2 separate regions of the Homo sapiens genome follow, and region 2 is linked to region 1. The links are chromatin contacts, found by Hi-C or POLR2A ChIA-PET in ENCODE. All regions are on one chromosome and are shown on one strand. Each heading gives the region's core, a stretch centred on a gene start or an enhancer-like site at or near the end of the contact. The rest is flanking DNA. Distances are from core to core; before and after follow the strand shown. Region 1 holds the start of H2BC15 (H2B clustered histone 15). Region 2 holds the start of PRSS16 (serine protease 16).

Region 1 (7,312 bases), core at 4,340-6,839:
GGCACTTCTTTTATTTTTCCTTGTATCAGTGGGAATTCTTACTGTCAGGGGATGAGGTTATTTGTTCTCACAGTCTATCCCCATTGTTCTTTCCATTTTCTGACCCTCAATAAAACCTTGCTAAGTTTCATCACTCACATTTACCAACCCCCTAGAGATACTTACGTGCGTGTTCAACTTTGGAAATTGATAGAAATTTTTTTTTCCTTCCTAGATGGAATCTTGCTCTGTCACCCAGGCTGGAGTGCAGTGGCGCAATCTTGGCTCACTGCAACCTCCACCTCCCGGGTTCAAGCAATTCTCCTGCCTCAGCCTCCCGAGTAGCTGGGATTACAGGTGCACACTACCATGCCTGGCTAATTTTTGTATTTTTTGTAGAGATGGGGTTTCACCATGTTGGCCAGGCTGGTGTTGAACTCTTGACCTCAGGTGATCCACCCACCTCAGCCTCCCACAGTGCTGGGATTACAGGCATGAGCCGGCACACCTGGACAGACATTTTTATCATTATTCCAGTATGGAAACATTTTCTCCTGTTTTTTAGTACCACGCATCTGCTTTACCTCATGCAGTCTCCCAACCTTTATGATTTGGTGACAGTATCAGAAAAGGAGAGGCTCTGAAACACAAGTTAAAAGGAATTGGGAAATGAATAAATTGGCCATCTGCAGAAGTAACAGATATTTGAGATGGTTTAGAAATGAATGGATGATTAAATTCACACCATGTTTTCCACATCACGTAATAGGAAATGGACCTCAGATAAGTTGTGATCACATTAATTTAACATGCCCTTTATCAGGCAATGTTTGCTGTAATGAAATAAACAAAAAAAAAATAAAAATAAAAATAAATAAAAAAGGAGCATGTCCAGTACTACGTCATAACTGAAGAATGGTAGACTGCATGAAATCTAGAAATGAGTGAAAAAGAATTAGGCTTTGTCAGTATGTTTCTTGCAATCTCCATGGAAGGGAGTGCTCTGTTTCCAATGAGGAAAATATAAATTTTTCTAGTCTGGCCAAAGACCATTTATTCAGGTAAATAGTTGTTTTTTCAAGACATAGCTGTAAAAAAAAAAAAAAAAAAAAGTCCTTTAGGACCAGATTCTCTCATATAATTCTATGTTCCAATCTGTTCCTTTTTGCCCTACAAATTGTTCTTCAGAAAAAAAAATATATATATATATATAGACATATATATATAGACATATATATAGACATATATATATATACATACACAAAAAGTTATTTGGGGCAAAACATGAATCATGTGCTTTCTTGAAGCTACCATATAAAAGTTCCAGTGTAAAGCACTAACATGACAACCTGGTTTGGATTAGCTCTAATCAATTCCCCAAGGCTCATTAGCAATGTCATAAATTAATCAAGATTGTTTCAGCAACAGAGGGTACCATGCTTGGCTATCAGGTGCAAATAACTTAAAAGATCTATCTTTGAGTCCTTATTTCTCTTTATCTCTCTGTTTTAGAAATTTTAACTTCTTAATAACTGAGAGTAATGGGCCTGATATGTGAACTTTGTAAAGAAGTGTTCAATTTTTTTCTGAATGCTTCTCTCCATTCTCCACACAGATTTTAGCCACCGCACACACAATATTCTTCTAGACATCTTCTTCCCTGCTGACAATTCCAGGTTATTCAAGTAGTCCCTGATGGCCCAAACTTCATATAGACATATAGATGCAGAAATATAGACATCTATCTATATTCTCTGTATGTTTAATAAGGAGTCACTTCACTATTCTTTATTCTGGCCTGGAGAATGTGTTTAGGTATCTTAATCCTTCCAAATCCCCTTCTCACTTTCTCTTCTGGATTTTAACTACAGATTCCTCCATTCCATAAAACAAACCAATATCAGAATTTCCTGCTGATTATCTGTATTAATGGAGAGGCTCAAAGGCACCTGTGCTATGAAAAGTTGTGATGAAAAAACTCAAATGTATGATGAATTTACTGTTCTCAAGTATTTTGGTGTGAAATGGTGGGAGGAGAGGAGATACATAAATGCAAAAAGTATAATCTCTGTTCTAACAGAGAGAGGAGTATACACACATACACATACATAACATATATACAAAATACATATATACATACACACACACAGCCTCCAGAGAGATGTTACAAAGATTTTGTGGGAAGTTAAGTAGAGATTATAAGAGCTAGAGGAGCTAAAGGAAGACAGAGCTCAGCTAGGCTCTAATAGAGAGGGCTTCAGAGAGTGAGACTTGTGTGAACTTTGGAGGATAAGTTAGGATTTAGATAGATGGAGAAGCAGGGAGAAAGAACATTTAATTAAATGGATTTCATGAAGTCTGAATTGTATCAATTCTGTGCCAAATGCAGATTCAATACATCAAATAATGTAAAGAAACCAACTGTAATGAAGCACCATCAAGATCCTCCAAGCACTTCCTGGGAATCAGGATTTTTGGTCTAGGGTCTTTAGTCTACAGATTGAGAAGCAAGGGTACCTGGAGATTGGTTGCTGACTCTTAATTTTAGCCAAATCTTGAGCTTTCTGAATCCATGGGCCTTCTTAATGCTCTCTGTGAATCTTCTTTTTCTCTTCCTTAAGAGAGGAGAAGGAATGAATAATATTTAGAAAATGAATAATATTTACAGGAACACTATTAAGTTTGAGTTTCTCACCTGTAAGTTTTCCTTTATGACAAACTATGTGATGCTTGTAACTTGTTTTTACACAGGGGGTTTTTTCCTATTATATTTTCCAGTATAGTATTTGATACATAAGTTTAATACATGTAACATATATTTAAAGTGTAAATCAGGCTGGGCATGGTGGCTCATGCCTGTAATACTAGCACTTTGGGAGGCCGAGGAGGGTGGATCATGAGGTCAGGAGTTCAAGACCAGCCTGGCCAACATGGTGAAACCCCATCTCTACTAAAGATACAAAAAATTAGCTGGGTGTGGTGGCGGGCTCCTGTAAACCCAGCTACTCGGGAGGCTGAGGCAGGAGAATTGCTTAAACCTGGGAGGCGAGGGTTGTAATGAGCCGAGATCGCGCCATTGCACTCCAGCCTGGGCGAAACGGTGAGACTCTATCTCAAAAAAATAAAAATAAAAATAAAGTTTAAATCAAATTATATCAAAACCCATGATAAAACATCTAACCCAAAACTGGAATATTGACGACAACTTGTATTTACCTCTGTGTTTTTCCCCATCCCATGTCTTGCCTTTATCGCTAAGATAGCCAGTGCCAGGTATTTTAAAAACTCTCTTAAAAGTTTTCATTATCACGCACTTGTGTATACTTATTCTGTATAAGCGCTTCTATATACACTTCAACAATGTATAATTTGGTTTTATTTTCATTTTATTTATTTATTTATTTATTTATTTATTTATTTATTTATTTATTTATTTTAAGAGGTAGGGTCTCACCATACTGCCCAGGCTGGTCTTGAACTCCTGAGCTTAAGCAAACCTCCCATCTCAGCCTCCCAAAGTGCTAGGATTACAGGCATGAGCCACCATGCCCAGCCATGGTTTTACTTCTGAGTTTAAAAAAAATGTTATTATATATGAACCTTCTGAGACTTACATTTCTAAAATTCAACCAGGTACTGTGTGTACCTCAATAAATGCATTATTTTGACCATGAACATGTAGTTGCCTCTAGTATTTTTATCTATTAAAAATGGCATTTTTTCCATTCTCATATGTCTCCTGTTGCATGTGTGCAAAATATTCTTTCATGTAAACAGCTAGGAATCGAATGGTTGGGTCACTGGAGTACACTTACTGGATAAAAAATATTATCAAAAACCTTCAGCAAATACAATTTGATGTGGAAGAGTTCCCACACTGATTCTTGGCAAAGACCAAAATACTTTTAAATATGCCACTCCTAAGTGTTTAAAATGAAGACACTCATTTTGATTTCCTGAGTTGGGGGTGGGGGAAAACAATGGAGAACAGCCCTTCTCCTCCTCTATTTTTTTTTCTTTTAACATTTCTTCCAATTACTAGAGATACAGTAAACGCAAGTGACACAGACAAGAAAACATGGAGCAGACCCTAACAGAAAAAGTAGGGAATAGAAACTATGTTCATAAATAGGAATTCCACACAAGAGAATTATGGGAATGAGTAAGACAGCAAGATTCCTCCAAAAAACCTGCACTGCCAAGAATTTTCCCAACTAGAACACTCACCAGAGAAAACGGTGGCCAAGTTTCAAACTGCCCTCGCAGTGTCGGGATTGGCCATTGACATCAACTCAGCCCGATTGACGTGTACGGTGCTGTAAACTGGGTTCAAACTTTTTTCTACTGCCTTTCTATCTTAATATTTAGCAAATCCAAACTGGGGACAAGGGAGGAGAAACAGCACCACTCTCAAAACAAACAAGTCGATTTGTACGTTTGTGTGTGTGCCAACTGCTTCATTACTAAAGTACACATGAAGTTTAGGGACAGAGCGCCGGAAGCACTGTGGATATTTTACCAGTGACACTTAAGTATTATATTTTCTTTGGGGTCAACAGGAACTGAATTTTCCCTTTACTAGGTTTGTCTGATGATAAACCTCATCCTTCTTCAGATATAAAATTGTCTCAAGCGTTGCTGCAACATGCAGTACACTGCAGTGCTAATTAATTTCTTTTCTTTTTCTTTCTTTTTTGAGACAGAGTTTCGCTCTTACTGCCCAGGCTGGGGTGCAATGGCCCGATCTCGGCTCACTGCAACCTCCATCTGCCGGGTTCAAGCGATTCTCCTGCCTCAGCTTCCCGGGTAGCTGGGATTACAGGCGTCCGCCACCACGCCCAGCTATTTTTTTGTACTTTTAGTAGAGACGGGTTTCACCATGTTGGCTAGGCTCGTCTCGAACTTCTAACCTCAGGTGAGCCACCCGCTTCGGTTTCCCGAACCGGGATTAGAGGCTTGAGCCAAAATTAGTTTCTAACAAGGCTAAAGGAATCTTGGAAATCGTCTTTGTAGCAAGTAAGAAATACCTGCTGTAAGAACAGTGAGTGCCAGTTCTCTTTGGGAAGACTGAGTGGCTCTGAAAAGAGCCTTTGGGGTGTGGGCCGAGACTGACCGAACGTTCCGCGGTGGGCGGGCTCACTTGGAACTGGTGTACTTGGTGACGGCCTTGGTGCCCTCCGACACCGCGTGCTTGGCCAGCTCCCCTGGCAGCAGCAGGCGCACGGCCGTCTGGATCTCCCTGGAGGTGATGGTCGAGCGCTTGTTGTAATGCGCCAGGCGGGAAGCCTCGCCGGCGATGCGCTCGAAGATGTCATTGACGAAGGAGTTCATGATGCCCATGGCCTTGGACGAGATACCGGTGTCGGGGTGGACCTGCTTCAGCACCTTGTACACGTACACGGAGTAGCTCTCCTTGCGGCTGCGCTTGCGCTTCTTGCCGTCCTTCTTCTGGGCCTTTGTCACTGCCTTCTTGGAGCCTTTCTTCGGGGCAGGAGCGGACTTTGAGGGCTCGGGCATGACTGGGAGTAACTGCCGGAAAATTGGAGGAAAAAAACAGGAAGACGGTAGCTCTGTCAACCTACCGCTTATTCACTGCTTCTTAACGCAAGTGGGGTAGAGAATGAAGTTGTGCGTTTAACCAGTGGTGAGTCCTGGAAACGTATATTAACTTTGTCCAATCAAAATAAGTGTTTTTCAAAACCGCAATCCCATTGGTTAAAGCGAAACTGTAATGTTAGCCAATAGCACAGCTTAGTTTTCGTGCCTCTGTTGACTATAAGTAGCGGAGCTTTAGCGTTACGTCAGTCTCAGGAACGTTACTGATTGAATTTTTTACGTCATGTCGGGACGTGGCAAGCAGGGCGGCAAAGCTCGCGCCAAGGCTAAGACCCGTTCTTCAAGGGCGGGTCTTCAGTTCCCAGTGGGCCGAGTGCACCGACTGCTCCGCAAGGGCAACTACGCTGAGCGGGTCGGTGCCGGAGCGCCGGTGTACCTGGCGGCGGTGTTGGAGTACCTAACCGCCGAGATCCTGGAACTGGCTGGCAACGCGGCCCGCGACAACAAGAAGACCCGCATCATCCCGCGCCACTTGCAGCTGGCCATCCGCAACGACGAGGAGCTCAACAAGCTGCTTGGTAAAGTGACCATCGCCCAGGGTGGTGTCCTGCCCAATATCCAGGCCGTGCTGCTGCCTAAGAAAACTGAGAGCCACCACAAGGCCAAGGGCAAGTAGCGGGGCTGGAGCAGTTCATTACTCATACCTCGGTCCAAACCAAAAAGGTTCTTTTCAGAGCCACCTACTTTTTCACCAAGTAGAGCTGTGTTCAGTTTTATCTGATAGTCGAGTCATTTTGCAATGGCACTGGAATGCTGTATGGAGATGAAGCAAAACTAAACGGCTTTTACACCACATTGTTTTGAGATAGAAAGTAGACATTGAAATGTTTACGGTACATCAAGAAATTTAGGCGCGGCAGCTCGCGCCTGCAATACAGCTGAAACAATAAGAAAAGTGAGGCAAGAGAATAACAAAGGGAGCTGAAAGTTAGAGGGCAGAATAAGTAAAAGCAAAGGGCAGAAGTAAGGTAGATGGGCGGGTGAACAAGAAGCGAGATAACAAGCAGTGAACCTTTTGCAGCCGAAACAAAAGAGATAATGTGAGCAAGGACCTCGTGGCCGGCAAGATCTGGAACAAACCAGTTTAAGAGGCAGCTCTTCAGAGATGGGCATGCGTATTAGAGAGGAAAAGTATCCTTAACAAAAGCCCGTATGATAATCAGCTACTTAAGGTTCATGCATATGGGCTACATATCATGCATATATTTAAGATTATAAGATAGAGGCACAAGCCACAGAGGACAAAGTAAGCAACAAACCTATCAATAAAAGGGCAGATGCTGGCTATAGATTAGGCAGCACTGGGAACAGAAAACATACACACACGCACGCACACACATAAAATGACTCAAACTACAGCAAGCTGACGCTGATCTCACCTCGCAGAGGTCAGTCCGCTCTCTCCCACCCCCGAGAGTGTAATACTCTGTTTACTAAACTTTTGCTGCTTTGCTTTGCTATCTGTGTGTGTGTCGTCCAATTTCTACCGGGCACCAAGAGCCTGGAACTGTTTGGCACCATCCGGTAAACAGAACCGCTTTGGGAAGCCGAGGCGGAAGGACCGCTAGAGCCTTGGAGTTCGAAGCCAGCCTGATCTTTACAAAAGTAAAATAACTAACCGTGCCTGGCGTCTCATAGCCTGTAGTCCTAGCTACTCGGGAGGCTGAGACCAGAAGGATCACTTGAGCCCAGGAGTTCGAGGCTGCAATGAGCTATG
Region 2 (7,196 bases), core at 2,073-4,572, 590 kb after region 1:
CTGGGAGCTGGGAGAAAGGACATCTGGGATTCTCACAGGTGACATCTGTGTAGGGAGATACCTGTAAGTGTGGGTATACAGGCAGCCCACCACTCTCCTTCAATAATCATTTTCAAAGCTTTCCTCAGTGATGACCAGAACATTTCTAATACTCCCTTCGAGGAGTTTACAGTCCTGGCAGACAGACTCACACAGTCCCCTGACAGTGATAGCCCACAGTGATCAGGGCTGTGATGGAAAAAGGCCACAAGGCAGGGATCCCAGAGGAAACATGATGGGCTCAGGGAAAGCATCCTGCAAAGGATAAGACCTTGAGAAATTAGTAGAACTGAGCCAAACAAAGATAGAGAAGGAAGGCATAGTAAATAGAAGAAATAGCACGTGCAAAGGTCTGGAATGCTCGGAGCTCAAATTGTATTATGTCTGCCCTGCTTAAAACCCATAGCTCACTGTGCTTTCAGGGTAAAGATAACTTCTGTAACATCAGATTAATTCATCCCTTCCCTCCCTATTTGTTGACCACCTACCAGGTGCTCAGATAAATGTTGTACAATGTTGGGCACATGGTGGCAACCAAGACAGCTCCAGGCTCTGCTGTCACAGGACTCAGTCCAGAGGGGAAGACAGGCAATAAAAAATGTATTATGACAGGCTGTGTAAAATGCTAAGGAGAACACAGAGCTATCGAAGTCGGAGGTGGCAAGGCTGACTTATCTTGAGGGATCATGGCTTCCTGAGGGAGGCCACCCTATTGAGACTTGAAGATGAATAATCCAAGCAAAGTGAACAGCATGTACAAAGTTCCTAAGATGTTAGGAAGACTAATGTATTAAGAGGGTTAAAATATGTAAAGCCTTATAATAATAACAATAGCAAGAGGTTTATGGAATACTTACTGTAGACCTGCATTATTCTTAGAATGCTACAAATATTACCTCCTTTAGTCCTTGAAACAACCCTATGAGAGAAATATTGCTTGTATTCCCATTTTATAGATGTGGAAACAGGCATAGAGAAGTAAGTCACTTGCCCAAGTTTGCCCAAGATTACGAGTAGAAAATGGAGCTGGAATTTGAACATTTAATTTACCATATGTAGTATTTGGGACATGCTTATACTAAAAAAAAATCTGTTGTATATCTGAAATTCAAATTTAACTGGGCATCCTGTATTGTATCTGGCAACACTACCCTGGGGTCTTTGAGGAGCTGTGGTTTTGAGTACAGGAGGGACAAGGTTATATTTACAAGGATCTCTGTGGATGCTATGAAAAAGTTGGATTGTACAGAGGAAGTGAAAACCATGAGACCAGAGAAGCGGCTGGGAAGGGATCCCGGCAAGAAAGAATGGAGGTTCCCAGCAGGACAGCAGAGGTAGGCATAGAAAGCACAAGGGATGGACTACAGAGTTGTCCATGCAGAGTGAGGAGGACTCAGTAATTGACAGGCTAGCTAGAAAATGGGAAGGAAGCAACTAAAACAAGGCTCAAGTTTCTAGTCTGGTGGATGGGGAAAGGGGGCCATCCCTGGAATGGGGACACAGAGAAAGAATAGGCTGAAGGGAAGATCACTCAAGTGGAGACCTCAGTGTGTGCGTGAGGAGGCATGTGAGGGCCAAGCACATGCATACACTAGTATGGCTTCCACCTTCTCCAGCCCAACATCTGCAGGTTACACAGTGCCTGAGAGCTGGGTCGAAATGAGTCCAGACCACCTGTAAGATGACTTCTCTGGGCATAGTAAAAAGGTTGTTTGAGGGGACAAAGTTAGGGTTAGGCCAGTCACTTACAGAAGCCGAACTCGGTACATGTCTGATACAACCACTGCCGGTCACCCACACCAGACAGTTGAGGTTCTGTGCTCCTCAGCTGTGCCACTGTCTCTGCTCGGGAAAAGCTTAAACACTTCTGGCCCAGGCTGTGCAAGACAATCTAGGGAACAATGTACATACATAAGACATAAATTCCTCCTCTCTTCCCAGCAAGCCAGGGTGCAGAGGCCTATGTCCCCAGAGGTCAAAAGTCAGAAATAGAAGGGTGAGTTCCTGAGTTCTCCTGGGAGTCAGTGGTCAGAGGGGGTGGATGCCTGGGTCCTTGTGAGTTAGAGATCAATGCACTAGAAGACTGAGACCTTATTACCTGTGAGAGCTTGGGCAAGTGATAATCTTTCAGACTTCAGTTTCCTTTTCTGTAAGTGGCGATAATAATAGTGCCTATCTCTTGAGAACTTAATGAAATAATATATGTGAAGCACTTTATACAGCACTTGGTCCAGACAGTGCTGGAAAAGCGACAGCTGGATTGCAGTTGTGGATTTAGAGGCTGCAGTCCCAGGTACCTAGGAGAACCCTATCCCCAGAGATAACATTTTTTCATTCATTCTAAAAATACTAAGTGAGAATTTGCCATGTGCCAGGCACTCCTGCAGGCCCCCCAAAAGAGAACAGGACAGGATAGGCAAAATAGGTAATAATCGCAGTCTCTAACATTCGCACACTGTGTGCCAGGCTCCCAGCTGATTGCTCTACATGACCCGCCTCATTTCATCTTCCCATCGGCCCTGTGAAGTGTTATCCCCATTTTACAGATGAGAAAACGAAGTTTCAGAGAAGGTTCTCGCTTGCCCAAGATCACACAACGGAAGTGGGGCAGGAATCTTTGTCCGCTAACTCCTCCCAGCTGTGCCAGGGAGTGCTCACCTGCACCGCCCGACGAAGCCCGCAGTAGGGCGTGGAGTGGCTGCGGTTGCCCCCGCCCCCGAGGAGAAGTCCGCAGAGCTGTCGCACGCTTAGCGGCGCTCCCGTCTGCCCATCATACTGCACTACACCTCCCACCAGTGCCTGCAGCGCCCCCAACAGCTCCGCCTGGTTTTCAGCGCGGCCCAGGGGCCCGCAAGCGCTCAGCTCCGTCCGCAATGCTGCTTGAGCCGCCCCACCCGAGCGCAGCCGCCGCTCCACTTCAGCGAAGGCGACGGACACCGCCGCCCGGCACTGTGGGAAGCAAGAGGCGATGTCCGCCAAGACTTAGGCTGGGCCTCGGCTTTCCCTACCCAGGACCTGCGTCCTCCTTGGGTTCCCCACTTTCCCCTAGCGGGACTCAGAGGGTGCAGACCTAGCTCTTGGCCCAGGCCCCCGCCCCCAGGCCCCCGCCCCCAATCCCCTGCCTCGCAGCCCTCCTTCTCGGGTCTTCCCTGCAGGCCCCGTCCTCCATTGTGGCCCCGCCCCACCTTGAGCCTCACCTCCGGATAGGATTGTCCCTGCCCAAACCCCGCCCTCTCTGGGGAGCGCCTCTTTTCCTGGTGCCCCTCCTCTTCGTCAGCTCCCGCCTTCTTCCAAAACCTGCGTATTCCCCCGAGCTCCGACCTTCCTTAGACCCCGCCACGTTGCAGGTTTCGCCCTTCTCTGGCCTCCTCTTCCCTGGCATCCGAGGCCTCTTTTCCCTCCCAGTCCCCCTCGGACTAGGCCCCACCTCCTACCTCCAGGGACCCGCCGATCGCGGTGCTCATTAGGCTTCGGGATACCACCTGTGGGCGGACCGCAGAGGAAGGTATCCGGAAGTGTCAAGGGACTCCGCCCGCTGGGACCCCTCCCCGTCCCGCACCTGCTGCCCGCCATCCTTACGTCATTATACTCGGAGAAATCCAGCACGGCCCGCACCGGGGCGGAGGAGGCGACCGACGCGAAAATGAGATGGGGGAACTAAGGGAGGAGACGCCGTCAGCCTGCGGGCTGAGGGGTTGGAATCGCATATCTTTCTGCCTCTGTGTCACTTACTCGCTGTGTAATCTCGGGCTCTTGTGAGGACAGCTTGTGCAAAATTCTTTGGGCGCGGGAGGAAGGTAGGGGCGTGGTGGGAGGGTATTCCTATTATCTGAGACTGGGGCCCTGGAGTCCGAGTTCCCTCCCCCCAGCCCACCCGGAGGAGTCGCAGGACCTTCAGCCGGGCCCAGGCGGCCAAGGAGCCGGCATAGGAGCCTCCGAAGCAGATCCAGGGGCTGGAGGAGGAGATGTTAAAGAGGCGGGAAAGTGCCAGGCGGGCAGAGACCACATCAGCCAGCCTAGGGTCAAAGGGGGGACTCGGTCGGTCCTCATCGCTGGGAATCCCTGAAGATTTCCCCATTCTGGGGGAAACCCGGATCCAGAGACATGAATGGGTGAATCTGGCCAGAAACCAGGGCCGTTTTCTCATGACGTGTTTCCAAGTGTTCTCCAAGCCACATACACTTCCCAGAACATGTGTGCCTAGGCCAAGGGAGACCCTGTCCTCGTCCACTTTCTAGAAAGCCACCACCCTCTTTCCCTTCTCGTTTTAGGTAGGAGAGGAAAAATTTCCAAGTCAGTTTAGATGAAAACCTGACAAATGTAGGGAAGGGTTGAGGGCACTCAAGGAGGGCTACTAAGAGGAGAAGGAGGGGTCCTAACCTGATGAGTTGCAAGGTATTGGGAGAGAGAACAGACACAAAGAGAAATGGAGAGTGAAGTTTGGATATGTCTAACATCCTCTTTCTCCTCCCAAGGGCTTTCTTTCTTCCCTAACCTTTCTGAATGGCTTGCAGTTGGTACCATCCTGTTGCAGTTAGAAAACCGTTTCGCTTGTAGAAAAGATTAAGATGCAGAGAGACAGAGATGGAGACAAAGAGGCACAGATGTAGATACAGAGACGGAGAAAATGAGACAGGCAAACAGACTGTTACAGACACAGACAGAGATACCAATGAGGAAAGAAAAAGCTAAGTTCTGTAAGAATAAAGCAGATGAAAGAAACAAAAAGCAGGTGAAGTAAAGTTGGAAAAATGGTGGCGGTCGTTAATAGGAGTGAGATGCACTGAAGGAGGCTGGGGTGAGAGGCATAAAAACATCTAGGGGAAGGCCACGCCATGCAGAGGGATGAGTTCAAAGGCTCAAGGCAGGAATGTGCGTGTAAGTCTGGAGGACAGTGAGGACTTCAATGTAGCTGGAGCCCAGTGAAAGTGAGAGAGTATAGGTCAGAGTTAACTAGAGGCCAAAACCCACTGGACTCCATGGCGACTGTAAAAGCTTTGACTTTACTCTGAAGTCAAATACAGTCAAAATTGCTTTACTTCTGAAGCAATACAGAAGATGTCTGAGGGACTTAAGCCAGGGAGGATCATGTCCTGGTTTATGCTCTAACAGAATTACTCTGATTTCCACCTGGAAGTCAAGGGCAGAGCAGGAAAAATGGTGAGAATGCTGTGGCCGTAATCCAGGTAAGGAATGCTGGTGGTCTGCACAGTGATACAGTGGCTTACTTCAGACAGAGACGCAGAAATAGAAAGAACACAGGATAAGAGAAAGACAGATAGGGAGAGTCAGAGACCCAGAAATGGAAAGAGAAAAAACAAGACCCTATGAAACACAGAAGAAAACAGAGGGAACCAGAGACTCAGAGGTTGACTTCAGACAGTGGAGGAGAGAGACACAGATGCAGAGATGCCAAAGCACAGACATTCCTGTCCTTTGACCATAAACACTTTCCCTTCCTCCACTCACGCAAGGCGGCTGGACAAGAAGCGGAGCTGGGCCATTTCCAGGCCTCCAGCAGGTATACTCAGGCCATAAAATCTGTGTTCCAGGCTTATCACCAGGGCGCCCCAGGCTGGGGCCAAGGCTGCGGGATGGCCTGTGAAGAGTGTATGGGTGGGGGGTGGGGAGGTGAGATGCAAGTTGAGTTTAAGCCCTTTCACTCCTCAGGTCTCACAGCATTGCAATATGCAGCTCCCCTTCCTGGTCCCCACCAGCATCCCAACTCCTTTCCCCCAACATTGCCTCTTACCTCTCATCACTGAGCCAGGCCCAAGGCTGCCCTCACCCCCTAGATGCAGGAATATGGGTCCATCCTGGCCAACCCAATGTTGGTCATTCACCCAGTAACGCTGAGAGGTGGGATGGGGAAGAAGAAATGGCACTGTGAGAGTCCTGACTTATTCTCAATTCCTCATTTGTTCCAGTCTCTCTTCCTAATGGATCTTTCCTTATGTACTTAACAGTGTCTGAAATGAGCTTGTTTATTTACTTGCTCACTTTTCCCCTGTTCATCTCCTCATCTAGAATGCAAAATATACAAAAGCAAATTTTTGACCTGGTTTTTCACTCTTATATCCCCAGAACTGAGGGAGTGGCTCTCACATTGAAGGAACTTGCTATTTCTTGAAGTAATAATTGTAAAATAAGAAATAAATGCAGATGGATTTAGGAATAAGATCCAAGTGGGATGATATTTGGAGACTAAATACAGAGGAAGCACTGAAAAATGGCGAATTTGTTCCTTCTTTCGATAGATATCTTTGAGTGCCTGTTGTGAGCTAGGTCTGATTCCAAAGCTGGTTCAAATTTCTGCTACCTACTGAGACCTGGTGGTAGGTTTTGTGTCCAGTCTGGACAGGGACAAGGGGGTAGGGAGGAGCAGTGAATGTGAATGACAGAGAGAAAGAAATGGTGAAGGGCAAGATCTGAGGGACAAAACGAGTGGGACCCCGAGGAGAGGAGAGAGTAAGGCCAAATCTACAAAGGGCAGGAAAAGGGATACTGACAGCAAGCATAACATGAGATTCAAGCAGAGGGATGGGGAGAACTGAGGTGTGGAGAGAGAAAAAAGTGCAGACTGAGGAAGAGATGAGGGAGACTGAGGAGAGGGCAGGATGGTTAGTGGACTCCCCGTCTCCCGGCCTCACCTGTAGGAAGGATCGTCTGTCGGACACGTTGAAGGGGTCCAGCAGTTGCTCCAGCCACCCCACTTTTGGGAGGGCTGCAGCACCTGGCCCCAGGCTCAGGCCCAGGCCCTGGGCAGAGCTCTCCTGAAACTGCTGAATGTGCTCACCCAGGCGCCTAAGAAGGGAGGCTGTGGGACATGGAGGGAAGGAAGTCAGGCTGGCCCCCTTAGGATGCCCTGCTTGACCCTCAGCCTCCTCTTACCTGGAGCCAAGAGTCCCCAGAGGGAAACCAAGAGCAGAGGGCCCAGCCACTGGGCAAGCCAGACGGCCATGGTGTTCGGGACTCTGTTCTCCCCCAGGAGGACCTTTATCTTATCCTCAGCAGCCGGGCCTTAAATCCATCACCTTTCAGCAGAGGCTCAGGTTTCTTTCCTTTCCTGGCAGGTCAAGCGTCTGTAGGAACTGCTAAAGCGGGGCAGGGACGCCAGAGTCTGTACACAGAGGCTGCTGATGCAGCATCGGAACTCC

The links. Hi-C counts contacts between places; a loop is a spot of excess contacts on that map. ChIA-PET counts read pairs that join two places held with the same protein, here RNA polymerase II (POLR2A). Pooled maps may share reads with other maps.
Region 2: a loop to region 1 is called in a pooled map, with 6 times the contacts of the local background. The contact joins the enhancer-like site here to the promoter of H2BC15 in region 1. A Hi-C loop is called at or near these places in 4 of 50 pooled maps. POLR2A ChIA-PET finds 5 or more read pairs at or near these places in 3 of 52 experiments (CD4-positive, alpha-beta T cell, MCF 10A and activated B cell).

Annotation. Positions count from the first base shown.
Region 1 is chr6:27,836,846-27,844,157 of GRCh38, reverse strand. H2BC15 (H2B clustered histone 15) reads right to left here and starts at 5,589. Exons shown (of 1, transcript NM_003520.4): 1 at 5,048-5,589. The coding sequence starts at 5,496. The coding sequence ends at 5,116. It overlaps H2AC15 (H2A clustered histone 15), which reads left to right and starts at 5,783. Exons shown (of 1, transcript NM_003510.3): 1 at 5,783-6,278. The coding sequence starts at 5,819. The coding sequence ends at 6,211. RefSeq lists enhancers at 4,308-4,507, 5,338-5,547, 5,878-5,967, 6,038-6,147, 6,418-6,467 and 3 more.
Region 2 is chr6:27,247,542-27,254,737 of GRCh38, reverse strand. It overlaps PRSS16 (serine protease 16), which reads right to left and starts at 7,037. Exons shown (of 12, transcript NM_005865.4): 1 at 6,931-7,037; 2 at 6,690-6,856; 3 at 5,792-5,891; 4 at 5,509-5,638; 5 at 3,932-4,055; 6 at 3,619-3,696; 7 at 3,474-3,521; 8 at 2,698-2,988; 9 at 1,789-1,930; 10 at 1-45. The coding sequence starts at 7,000. RefSeq lists enhancers at 2,457-2,656, 2,677-2,846, 2,436-2,956, 3,227-3,596, 3,737-3,806 and 1 more. Within about 2 kb of position 3,322, at least 19 of the 41 ENCODE cell types and tissues checked have a DNase peak (open chromatin) inside an H3K27ac peak, as active enhancers do.